2 separate regions of the Homo sapiens genome follow, and region 1 is linked to region 2. A link is an interaction called in ENCODE POLR2A ChIA-PET data of the cell type or tissue named here. Cell type or tissue: PC-9. All regions are shown on one strand. Links, peaks and the distances in the headings refer to the core of each region. The heading gives the core; the rest is flanking DNA.

Region 1 (5,361 bases), core at 362-5,361, 600 kb after region 2:
TTCCTAGTCATGCTACTTCCTAGGGTGGATGTGGAGACTGAATTAATTGCCTAATTAATTACCTAAGTCCATTGCAACTAATGGACTTAGTGCAATGCCTGGCATGAGGGCAGCCTCAATTACATGATCATTATCACTGGGGCGTGACTTCTGTCCCCCACCCGCTGAGTGTCTGTGAGTGTCTGAGCGTTGGGGCAGGAAGTGCCTGTGAAAGCATGTGGAGTTATCTGGGACTATATGGGACCCAGCCTGGGAAGGCAGCTTCTGTTTCCATGGCACCCCTCACAGGGTTGTTGTATTGGAAAGACCCGTCCCAGAGGGCATCCGCCAGCACACAGCTGCACACACATGTTTGCTGTTACTTTTCCTTTACCTATAAAATGCCAGTCATAGTAGCACCCACCTTGTCTTTGTAGGAGAATGAAATGAACTTAGAGGCGCTCAGTAGAAAGCACTCACGCCTGTAATCCCAGCACTTTGGGAGGCCAAGGCAGGTGGATCACTTGAGGTCAGGAGTTTGAGACCAGTCTGATCAAGAGGGTGAAACCTCGTCTCTTCTAAAACTACAAAATTAGCTGGGTGTGGTGGCACATGCCTGTAATCCCAGCTACTCGGGAGGCTGAGGCAGGAGAATCACTTCAACCCGGGAGGCGGAGGTTGCAGTGAGCTGAGATCGTGCTTCTGCACTTCAGCCTGGGTGACAGAGTGAGACTCCATCAGAGAGAGAGAGAGAGAGAGAAGCAAGCGCTCAGTGCTGAGCTTACCTGGGCCAGGTAGAGGGATGTGGCCACGGGCAGGAAGTGGCTGTGGGAATCTGGCGCTACAGGTTCCTCTGCCACCCCACTTCCTCCACACCTGACCTCCTGTCCCCACCTGTGCCCCGTCCCTTGCTCCCACCTCCTCGTGACCTCTGATGGGGGAGGCTTCTGCAGCCCCCCACCCCAGTCCCAGGCAGGGGTGCAGGCCCCCAGAACACCCAGTTGGGATCACTGCTTCCCTCTCACTGCCATCTTTGTGCCTCCCTGGGGTCCCCCATCTCTGAGGCTCCTCATCTCTGGTTTTGGGTGTCTCTCTGCTCTCCTCACCTTGGTTTTCTGGACAGTATGTGTCAGGGCCCCAAGGGGGTGTCCCAGGTGAGGACAGAGAAGGAAGTGGCAGAGGCAGGACCTTCCCTTTGCACCTCAGCTCATCCATCCACTCCCCCTCTGCAGAGTGGGGAGGGGGAGGAGGGGGGTCTTCGTTAATTAGCCTCTTAATCCTGCCATGCTGGATCTTAATGAGGTGCACGGGTCCCATTAGACAGCCCGGAGCCCTGGCATTAGCACATTAGTCACACGCTCTGTCAGGCTCACGCTGGGTCCTCAGCTGGCCCTGGGAAAATTGGGGCAGGAAGTCTGGGGACCTAAGGAGGGGGCTGGTGCCTGGACTTCTGGGTCTGAAGAAGGAGGGGCTGGTGCCTGGACTCCTGGATCTGAGGGAGGACGGACTGGGGGCCTGGATTCCTGGGTCTGCGGGAAGAGGGGCTGGTGCCTGGACTCCTGGGTCTGAGGGAGGAGGGGCTGGGGTCTTGAATTCCTGGGTCTGAGGGAGGAGGGGCTAGGGGCCTGGACTCCTGGGTCTGAGGGAGGAGGGGCTGGGGTCTTGAATTCCTGGGTCTGAGGGAGGAGGGGCTAGGGGCCTGGACTCCTGGGTCTGAGGGAGGAGGGTCCGAGGGACAAGATCCTCCCCCGACACGCCCCTCTCTTAAATGTCAGCCAGGGTGCCCTGCCCCTTCCCGCTCCCAGTTAACCCCAGCCCTGTGAAACCGGGACAGTCGCGCAGCCTCGAGGGATGGAGGAGGTGCGTGAGGGACACGCGCTCGGTGGCGGGATGGAAGCCGATGGGCCCGCGAGCCTCCAGGAGCTGCCTCCCTCGCCACGGTCGCCTTCACCGCCGCCGTCGCCGCCACCACTGCCCTCGCCGCCGTCGCTGCCATCGCCCGCAGCCCCGGAGGCCCCCGAGCTCCCCGAGCCGGCGCAGCCGTCCGAGGCTCACGCCCGGCAGCTGCTGCTGGAGGAGTGGGGGCCGCTGAGCGGGGGCCTGGAGCTGCCCCAGCGCCTCACCTGGAAGCTGCTCCTGTTGCGGCGGCCGCTCTACCGCAACCTGCTGCGCTCGCCCAACCCCGAAGGTGCGCAAGGGCCCAGAGCAGCCAGGAGGCACCACCCTGACCGTCTGTCTCTTCCTCTTTCCCTGTTTCCTTATCTCTCTACCTCTTTGTCTCTCTCTGTCTATGCATTTCTCTGCATCCCTCTGTCTCTTTTTCTGTCATTGTGCCTCTCCATTTTACCACCTGTCTCTCTGTCATGTCTCTTACCTACCTCTCTCACACCTCTCCCTCACACCTCTCCATCTCTCTTTCTCTCTCCTCCTCTCTCTCTCCCCCTCTGCCTATGTTTCTGTCTCTTGAGACGGAGTCTTGCTGTCGCCCAGGCTGGAATGCAGTGGTGCAATCTCAGCTCACTGCAACCTCCGCCTCCCAGGCTCAGGCAATTCTCCTGCCTCAGTCTCCCGAGTAGCTGGGATTACAGGCATGCACCACCATGCCTGGCTAATTTTTGTATTTTTAGTAGACACAGGGTTTCGTCATGTTGGCCAGGCTGGGCTGGTTTCAAACTCTTGGCCTGTCTCTTTCTCTGGGTTCTTCTCTCTGTCCCTCTGTCTCTGTCTGTCTCACCACACCCCACTTACCCCTGGCATTGCCCTCTCCCCAGCCCAGAGCCCTGACTCACTCATCCCTGCCGGGCTTCCCTGACCTGGCACAGATTCCTGCCCTTCCAGTGTATAGCCCTGCGGGTAGGGAGGGGTGAGGCGGTGGAAGATGGAGGGGCTGCCCAGAGGCTCCACTCACCTGTCCATTTCAGGCATCAACATTTATGAGCCAGCACCCCCTACTGGTCCCACCCAGCGACCCCTGGAAACTCTGGGTAAGTGCTTGGAGGGCCAGGTTGCTGAGGGTGGGGAGGGTCCTCCAGCGTTGGGGTGTCCTAACCCTTTGCTCCCCAACCTGCAGGCAATTTCCGTGGCTGGTACATTAGAACTGAAAAGCTCCAGCAGAACCAAAGGTGAGTCGCCAGGGCCAGTGTGGCTTACACTCCATTCCCTGCTCCACCCTTCCTCACTGTGAGACCTGGAGAAACTGACTTGGCCTCTCTGGACCTCCATTTCCTGCTCTGTAAACAGGGTTAGCATAAGAGAGAATGCTTGTAAAACACACAGCATAGGGCCCGGCCAGGTCTGGCTAGCACCAGTCAATAGCAGCTATTATTGGTTTTTGGTTTTTGTTTTTAAGATGAAGTCTCACTCTGTTGCCCAGACTGGAGTGCAGTGACGCAATCTCAGCTCACTGCAACCTCTGCCTCCCAGGTTCATGCAATTCTCCTGCCTCAGCCTCCTGAGTAGCTAGGATTATAGGTGTGCGCCATCATGCCCAGCTCATTTTGTATTTTTAGTAGAGACGGAGTTTCACCATGTTGGCCAGGCTGGTCTCGAACTCCTCACCTCAAGTGATCTGCCTGCCTCAGCCTCCCAAAGTGCTCAGATTACAGGCATGAGCCACCGCGCCTGGCTATTCTTGTTATTGTTGTAATTATTCTAAGGCTCTTTCCCTGGGAGGGGAAGAGTCACCCCAGGCCCCTGTCCTCCATGAAACAGAGCCTTGCTCCTGCACAGTAGATGAGCTGGTGTGACTTGGAGGCTCAGGGTCACACAGGCCAGGGTTGGGATCCTGGCTCTGCCACATGTTTGCTGCTTGACCTTGGACACGTCTCCATCCTCAGCCTCAGGTTCCTTGTCTGTAGCATGGGGTTCAGGATGCATTGCCCTCAGAGGGGCCCGTGGGAACTGAGAGTGGAAGGTGCTGAGGGAGCACCCCACGTGTGGGGACCCAAGCTATCCCTAAGAAAGCACTAAGACAGGGCTTCCTGCTCCCTGGATCCTGGCAGATCGCAGACCCCGCCTCTCCCGGCCCTTCTTTCACAGCTGGACAGTGAAGCAGCAGTGTGTGGACCTTCTGGCCGAGGGCCTGTGGGAGGAGCTGCTGGATGACGAACAACCAGCCATTACGGTCATGGACTGGTGCGTGCCCCTCCCCTGCCAGCCTGACCCCGTGATCGCGCAGGGCTGCCCAGAGCATGAGCCTTACTCTGAGCTCCCCTTGCTTTCAGCCCTTCACCAAGACCCTCCTGGTGCTACAGGGTCCTGCCCTGCCCACCTCCCTGGCCCCTTCTGTTTGAGCCTTTCAGATTTTGAAATGTGCCAGGGGGTTACTGAGGCTGATCTTTATTTCTTTTTCTTTTCTTTTTTTTTTCTTTTTTCTTTCTTTTTTTTTTTTTTTTTTTTTTTTGAGACAGCTGACTCTGTCGCCCATGCTGGACTGCAGTGGTGCCATCTCAGCTCACTGCTACCTCTGCCTCGCAGGTTCAAGCGATTCTCCTGCCTCAGCTTCCCAAGTAACTGGGACTACAGGCGCGCGCCACCATACCTGGCTAATTTCTGTATTTTTAGTAGCGATGGGGTTTCACCATGTTGCCCAGGCTGGTCTCGAACTCCTGACATCAAGTGATCTGCCTGCCTTGGCCTCCCAAAGTGCTGGGATTACAGGTGTGAGCCACTGTGCCCAGCCTATTCCTTATTTCTTAAAAGCCTGTCACCCTCTATTCTCAAGACCAATTCCTTCTTATTCCTTAGGAGTCACTTCCACATGGCTGCACCAGGAAGCCCTCCCTGATCACCCCTCAGCTGGGTCACGTGCATTTTCTCCAGTGCCCTGTGCCTCCAATTCCAGCCCCAACCCCTCTGCCTGGGTCCCCAATTCCGACCCCAACCCCTCTGCCTGTGTCCCCAGTTCTGTCCCCAACTCCTCTGCCTGGGTCCCCCCATCCTGGCCCTGACCCCTCTGCCCGTGCTCCCCATCCCAAACCTGGCCGTTCCTGGCTGTCATGTTTGGTGGCATGCCTGCCTCCCTCACTGGACTGTGAATCCCATGTGGCAGGGTGTGGGGCTGTCTTGGTCACTGCTATGTTGCCAGCACCACCCAGCTCAGGGCTGTGTACAGCATGGGTAGCAGCATGTGTGTTGAATGGGGAATGGGGCCAGGGGCTGGGGCTGGGTAGCTGAGACTGCAGTGACAGCTGAAGGCCTTGACTCCGCCTGCAGGTTCGAGGACAGCCGGCTGGATGCGTGCGTCTATGAGCTGCATGTCTGGCTGCTGGCGGCCGACCGCCGCACGGTCATTGCTCAGCACCACGTGGCCCCCCGAACTTCTGGGAGAGGACCCCCTGGCCGCTGGGTCCAGGTGAGACTCTCCGCGCCGGGGCCCTCAAC
Region 2 (5,363 bases), core at 54-5,053:
AAAAAGAGGGAAGGAACTGAGTGAGCAAAAATAAATAAATAAAAATACTAAAGTGTAAGGGCAAAGTCTGACACAGTATTCTGTGAGATAAACACCATTTTCCAAATGAGGACAGTGAGGCACAGGAAGGTTAAGTCATTTGCCCAAGGCCACTCAGCTGAATTCCAACCCAGACAGTCTTGTCTTAACTATCCATATATCTCTATAGTGGTCCCCATTTTACAGTTGGGGAACAGAAGCTTAAAGAGAAGCAACGTTGCCAGCCCAAGGTCACAGTAGTGGCCCAGGATGAGATTGGGACTCAAGAAATCCAAGAGCAGCCAGGTGCAGTGGCTCACACCTGTAATCCAAGCCACTTGAGAGGCTGAGGAGGGAGGATTGCTTGAGCCCAGAAAGTCAAGGCTACAGCTAGCTATGGTTGCACCACTGCACTTCAGCCTGGACAAGAGAGAGAGACCCTATCTCCAAAACAAACAGGCCGGGTGAAGTAGCTCACGCCTGTACTCCCAGCACTTTCGGAGGCTGAGGCGGGCAGATCACTTGAGGTCAGGAGTTCGAGACCAGTCTGGCCAACATGACAAAACCCCGTCTCTACTAAAAATACAAAAATTACCTGGGCATGATGGAGTGTACCTGTAATCCCAGCTACTCGGGAGGCTGAGGCAGGAGAATCACTTGGACCCAGGAGGCAGAGGTTGCAGTGAGCTCGGATCATGCCACTGCACTCTGCCCTGGGTGACAGAGCGAGACTCTGTCTCAAAAAATATATAAAAATGGCCAGGAGTGGTGGCTCACACCTGTAATCCTAGCACTTTGTGAGGCCAAGGAAGGCAGATTGGCTGAGCTCAGGAGTTTGAGACTAGCCTGGGCAACATGGTGAAACCCTGTCTCTACTAAAAATACAAAAAAATTAGCTAAGCATGGCGGCATGCACCTGTAGTCTCAGCTACTCAGGAGGCTGAGGCAGGAGAATTCTTTGAACCTGGGAGGCAGAGGCTGCAGTGAGCCGAGATCGCGCCACTACACTCCAGCCTGGGTGACAGAGCAAGAATCCATCTCCAAAAATAAATAAATTTTATCTATCTATCTATCTATCTATCTATCTATCTATCTATAAAATAGGCCGGGTGTGGTGGCTGACAGCTGTAATCCCAGCACTTTGGGAGGCCAAGGCGGGTGAATCACCCCAGGTCAAGAGTTCAAGACCATCCAGCCTGATGAACATGGTGAAACCCCGTCTCTACTGAAAATACAAAAATTAGCCAGCTGTGGTGGCGCATGCCTGTAATCCCAGCTACTTGGGAGGCCGAGGCAGGAGAATCGCGTGAACCCGGGAGGTGGAGGTTGCAGTGAGCCGGGATCGCACCACTGCACTCCAGCCTGGGCAACAAGAGTGAAACTCCGTCTTAAATAAATAAATAAATAAAAATAAAATAAAAAATAAATCCTGGGGCAAAGAAGGGGATCTATCTGAACTGAAATTTGGAAGATGTTTCCCCTCCAGGACTTCACACTCTGACTCAGGAGTTCTCGGAGCCCATCTGATGAATGTCATGATGGAGGCTGGGGGGCAGTGATGTGGAGTTTGGATGGAGGGGCTTACCTGATCCGAGCCTAGAGCCCACACCTGCACTCCATGCTTCCAGAAGGCCTGAAGCTGACCTCCAACCATAGCTGGGGAGAAAGCAATGCCCGTTACCCTTGGGGATCACTTGAGTTTCCACCCCTGATCCTGGGCTCTCCCGTCCCTGCACAGACCCACGGCCTCCACCGCTTCGGTCATGGGGATCTCAGGTGTGCGAAGTCCCCGGACTGGGGACCCCTCCGGGGTCACCAGCTTCACAGAGCCTGGAAGGAGATAGACGGTTTTAAGAACTGTGAGCAAGGCTTAGAGGGTTACTAAGGGACCAATCCATAAATTCAGTGTGAAAGCTATGTAGGACAGGGGCAAGGCCCAGAGGGGCTCAGGGGGTTCTGAGAAGCACAAGTTCGGAGGCAGAGATCTAGGGACTGCAGCTGGAGGGGTGGGGAGGAAGGGGAGGAAGGAGGGTTCTCACCATCCATCAACACCATCACCATATCTTCCTCTACCTGGGTCACCTGCACGGGTCCCCTGTGCTCTGTTTGGGGGGAGTGGGTTAAGGATTGACCCCACCCCATTCCCCTTTCCCCACACCACCCCCAGAAGGCCAGTACCTGTGCTTTAGCCACCGCCTCAGTTCACAAGCAAGTGGGCTAAACCCCGCCCACCATCCCGGTCCCACCCCATCATCAATCTCCCCAGTTAACTAAAACCTGCCATTCTCCCTTCTCCGCCCTTCCAGCCCTTTCTCAGTCCCGTAGTGCCTCAGGCTAAGCGAAGCCCCGCCTCCAGCTCCGCCCCTCCGGATCTGATAAGCCCCGCCCTCAGCAAGACTCCGCCCCACTCACCGGTGCTCATCTCGCCCAGCCAGCAAGAGAGCGCGCCAAAGCGCACCGTGTGGAAGAGCACCGACTTCCCCGGCCGCCCGGGGCTCACGCCGATGCACACAGCGGGCAGCTCAGAGCCTGGCCCGGTCAGCAGCGCGAACACGGACAGAGGCGTCGGCAGTGGGAACAGCACCTGCTGCGGGCCGCACAGGGAGGGGCGGGCTAGGGGGTGGTTCAGGACGGGGCCTCAGGGGGCGTGGCTTGTAGCTGGCCTGGGACTTCCGAACCAGGGCCCTAAGTCTTGGGGGATGCCGTCTAGAAATGTCAGGGGATAAGGCCTGGTGCCTCCGCGGGAACGGGGGTCGTGACCTCCGAGTGGGTGTGGCTTCCATGTGGGGGCATGCCACCTTGGCGGCAGACGGGCAGGGCCCCAAAGATAGCAAAACCTGCTTAGACACTCAAAGAGACAGGCTCTAAATGGGCTCTACTAGGACACCCAGGGAGTGGCAGCATTGAGCCTGAGGAATAATTAGGCCCAGGTGTGAGGGGCGGCGCTTAAGGATCAGGATGGCTTCAGAAGGACGAGGCTCCAAGCGCAGACCGCAGGTGGGCGGGGCCTCGGGAGATTGGGGCGGGGCCTCGACGGAGGTGGGGCTTCATGGAGCTCTTGATAGAAGCGCAAAGGGTGCAAGGCCTTAGCCACCCACTCCTCAGAGTTCCCAGCACCCTCCCAAGCCCCTTACCCGGACAAGCAGGAATTTGTTCATGGGCTGGTACCACTGAAGCAGGACAACGGACGTCTCCAATGCACCGCACAGGAACGGGCCCCCAGAGCTCGCACCCTCCGCTGTGGCATGGGCAAGGATGAGTCAAGATCAATGCCCTCTATCCTCCTCGCCACCCACACTACCACCCATCTTCTGGGTTCTGGACACATTGCCTTAACTCTGTAACCTTCTCAGGTGGATGCAGTTCAAGCCCCTCCTCTGGCCTGGCCCCGCCCACTCTCTGCACACCCGTGAAGCTCTCTCTCACCCACACAGCACGCCCGGCAGCCTTTGGTGTCCTGGATCTTGGTGGAAACCATGTTCTTCCTGGAGAATAGGTAGGTGTGAAGGGGGGTAGGACAGCAGGAGGCAGAGGGGCATGGGAGGAATTATAAGGCTGTGTGGTGCCATTCATTGGGAGCTGGTACCTTGCCAGTAGGCGGTGGGGGCTAATGTGAGCGATGGGGTTTCCTGCTCTGGTCTCTTTCCGTTCCAGCAGGCCAAGGATGCTATGAGAATACAGGTGGGGGGTCTTTCCTGCAGGGTGTGTGTATGTAGGGGGAAGCAGGAAGTTATAGGATCCCATATACCACTTCCTTTCCTCCATCCCTTCCCTCAGCCCCATCCCTTTGTCTGAAACTCCCAAGCCTGCAAGTCTCAAGTACTTGTCATTCATTCATTCATTTCTCACTCCACATAGATTGAACGTCCATTGTAGGCCAGGCCTGCTGTGCTTGGCTCTGGTGAACAGTGATGAGCATAAAAAATATGTTCCCTACCCTCGTGGTATTTGTAGCCGTATCAGAAACTCTGGACACATAACCAGTCAGATGAAGTTACACATCTTACAAAGTTTTAGAAGAAACACATCTAGAAAATCTTCTAGTTTGTCATCACAGATGTGGCTTTCACTAACTCATGAATCCCATTTGGCTTGGTGTTTCCCCCAAAACTAGAAATTATTTCATTTATTTATTATTATTATTATTATTTTAGACAGTCTCGCTCTGTCACCCAGGCTGGAGTGCAGTGGTATAATCTTGGCTCACTGCAGCCTCTGCCTCCCAGGTTCAAGCAATTCTCATGCCTCAGCCTCCCAAGTAGCTGGGAGTAGAGGTATGCGCCACCATGCCTGGATAATTTTTGTATTTTTAGTAGAGACGGGGTTTTACCATGTTGGCCAGTCTGGTCTCGAACTACTGACCTCAGGTGATCTACCCGCCTCGGCCTCCCAAAGTGTTGGGATTACAGGTGTGAACCACCGCACCCGGCCTATTTATTGTTATATATAGACAGGGTCTCATTCTGTCTTCCAGGCTGGAGTGCAGTGGTGTGATCATGACTCACTGCAGCCTCTAACTTCTGGGCTCAAGTGATCCTCCCACCTCAGCCTCCCGAGTAGCTGGAACCATAGGTGTGTGCCACCACACCCAGCTAATTTTTTTTTAATTTTTAGTAGAGACGAGGTCTCACTATGTTGCCCAGGCTGATCTAGAACTCCTGGGCTCAAGCAGTACTACTGCCTTGGCCTCTCAAAGTGCTGGGATCACAGGCATGAGCCACTGCACCCCGTCCAGATTTTGAAATCTATAACTTGCTCACTCTATCTTAGTAAAGTATGGAATAAGTTCTGATTGTCATCTGAACATGAAAGCTATTTAAAGACTAACTTAGGGCTGGGCACGGTGGCTTACACCTGTAATCCCAGCACTTTGGGGGGCTGAGACGAGTGGATCACCAGGTCAGGAGTTCGAGACCAGCCTGGCCAACATGGCGAAACCCCGTCTCTACTAAAAACACAAAAAATTAGCCGCGTGTGGTGGCAGGTGCCTGTAATCCCAGCTACTTGGGAGGGTGAGGCAGGAGAATCGCTTGAACCTGGGAAACGGAGGTTGCAGTGAGCCGAGACTGCGCCACTGCACTCCAGTCTGGGCAACAGAGTGAGAGTCTATCTCAAAAAAAAAAAAAAAAAAAAAAAGGACTAATTTAGGCCAGGTGCGGTGGCCCACACCTGTAATCCCAGCACTTTGGGAGGCCAAGGCGGGTGGATCACCTGAGGTCAGGAGTTTGCGACCAGCCTGGCCAACATGGTAAAACCCCATCTCTACTAAAAATAAAAAATAAAAAAAGTAAAAAAAAAAAAAGCCAGTCATGATGGCTCACATCTGTAATACCAGCTACTCGGGA

Evidence for each region. Peaks named below come from ENCODE experiments on the same cell type or tissue, not always from the same donor. Only the 100,000 strongest peaks of a DNase experiment are listed, where the experiment ranks them.
Region 1: POLR2A ChIA-PET joins it to region 2 with 7 read pairs; 1 of 35 experiments calls an interaction of 5 or more read pairs at or near these places.

The regions. Positions count from the first base shown.
Region 1 is chr19:39,195,153-39,200,513 of GRCh38, forward strand. NCCRP1 (NCCRP1, F-box associated domain containing) reads left to right here and starts at 1,812. Exons shown (of 6, transcript NM_001001414.2): 1 at 1,812-2,167; 2 at 2,901-2,963; 3 at 3,050-3,101; 4 at 4,018-4,113; 5 at 5,194-5,332. The coding sequence starts at 1,831. In PC-9, for the core only: CTCF peaks have their summits at 2,951 (motif pointing left) and 3,150; DNase peaks (open chromatin) are centred at 779, 1,769 and 2,809; H3K4me3 peaks cover 3,013 bases; H3K27ac peaks cover 2,953 bases.
Region 2 is chr19:38,593,882-38,599,244 of GRCh38, forward strand. MAP4K1 (mitogen-activated protein kinase kinase kinase kinase 1) reads right to left here. Exons shown (of 31, transcript NM_001042600.3): 23 at 3,605-3,713; 24 at 3,445-3,503; 25 at 3,153-3,256; 26 at 2,431-2,605; 27 at 2,058-2,120; 28 at 1,759-1,848; 29 at 1,604-1,674. MAP4K1-AS1 (MAP4K1 antisense RNA 1) reads left to right here and starts at 2,466. Exons shown (of 3, transcript NR_134907.1): 1 at 2,466-2,555; 2 at 3,372-3,514. RefSeq lists an enhancer at 2,853-3,353. In PC-9, for the core only: no CTCF peak of the experiment used is centred there; DNase peaks (open chromatin) are centred at 2,400 and 2,900; H3K4me3 peaks cover 878 bases.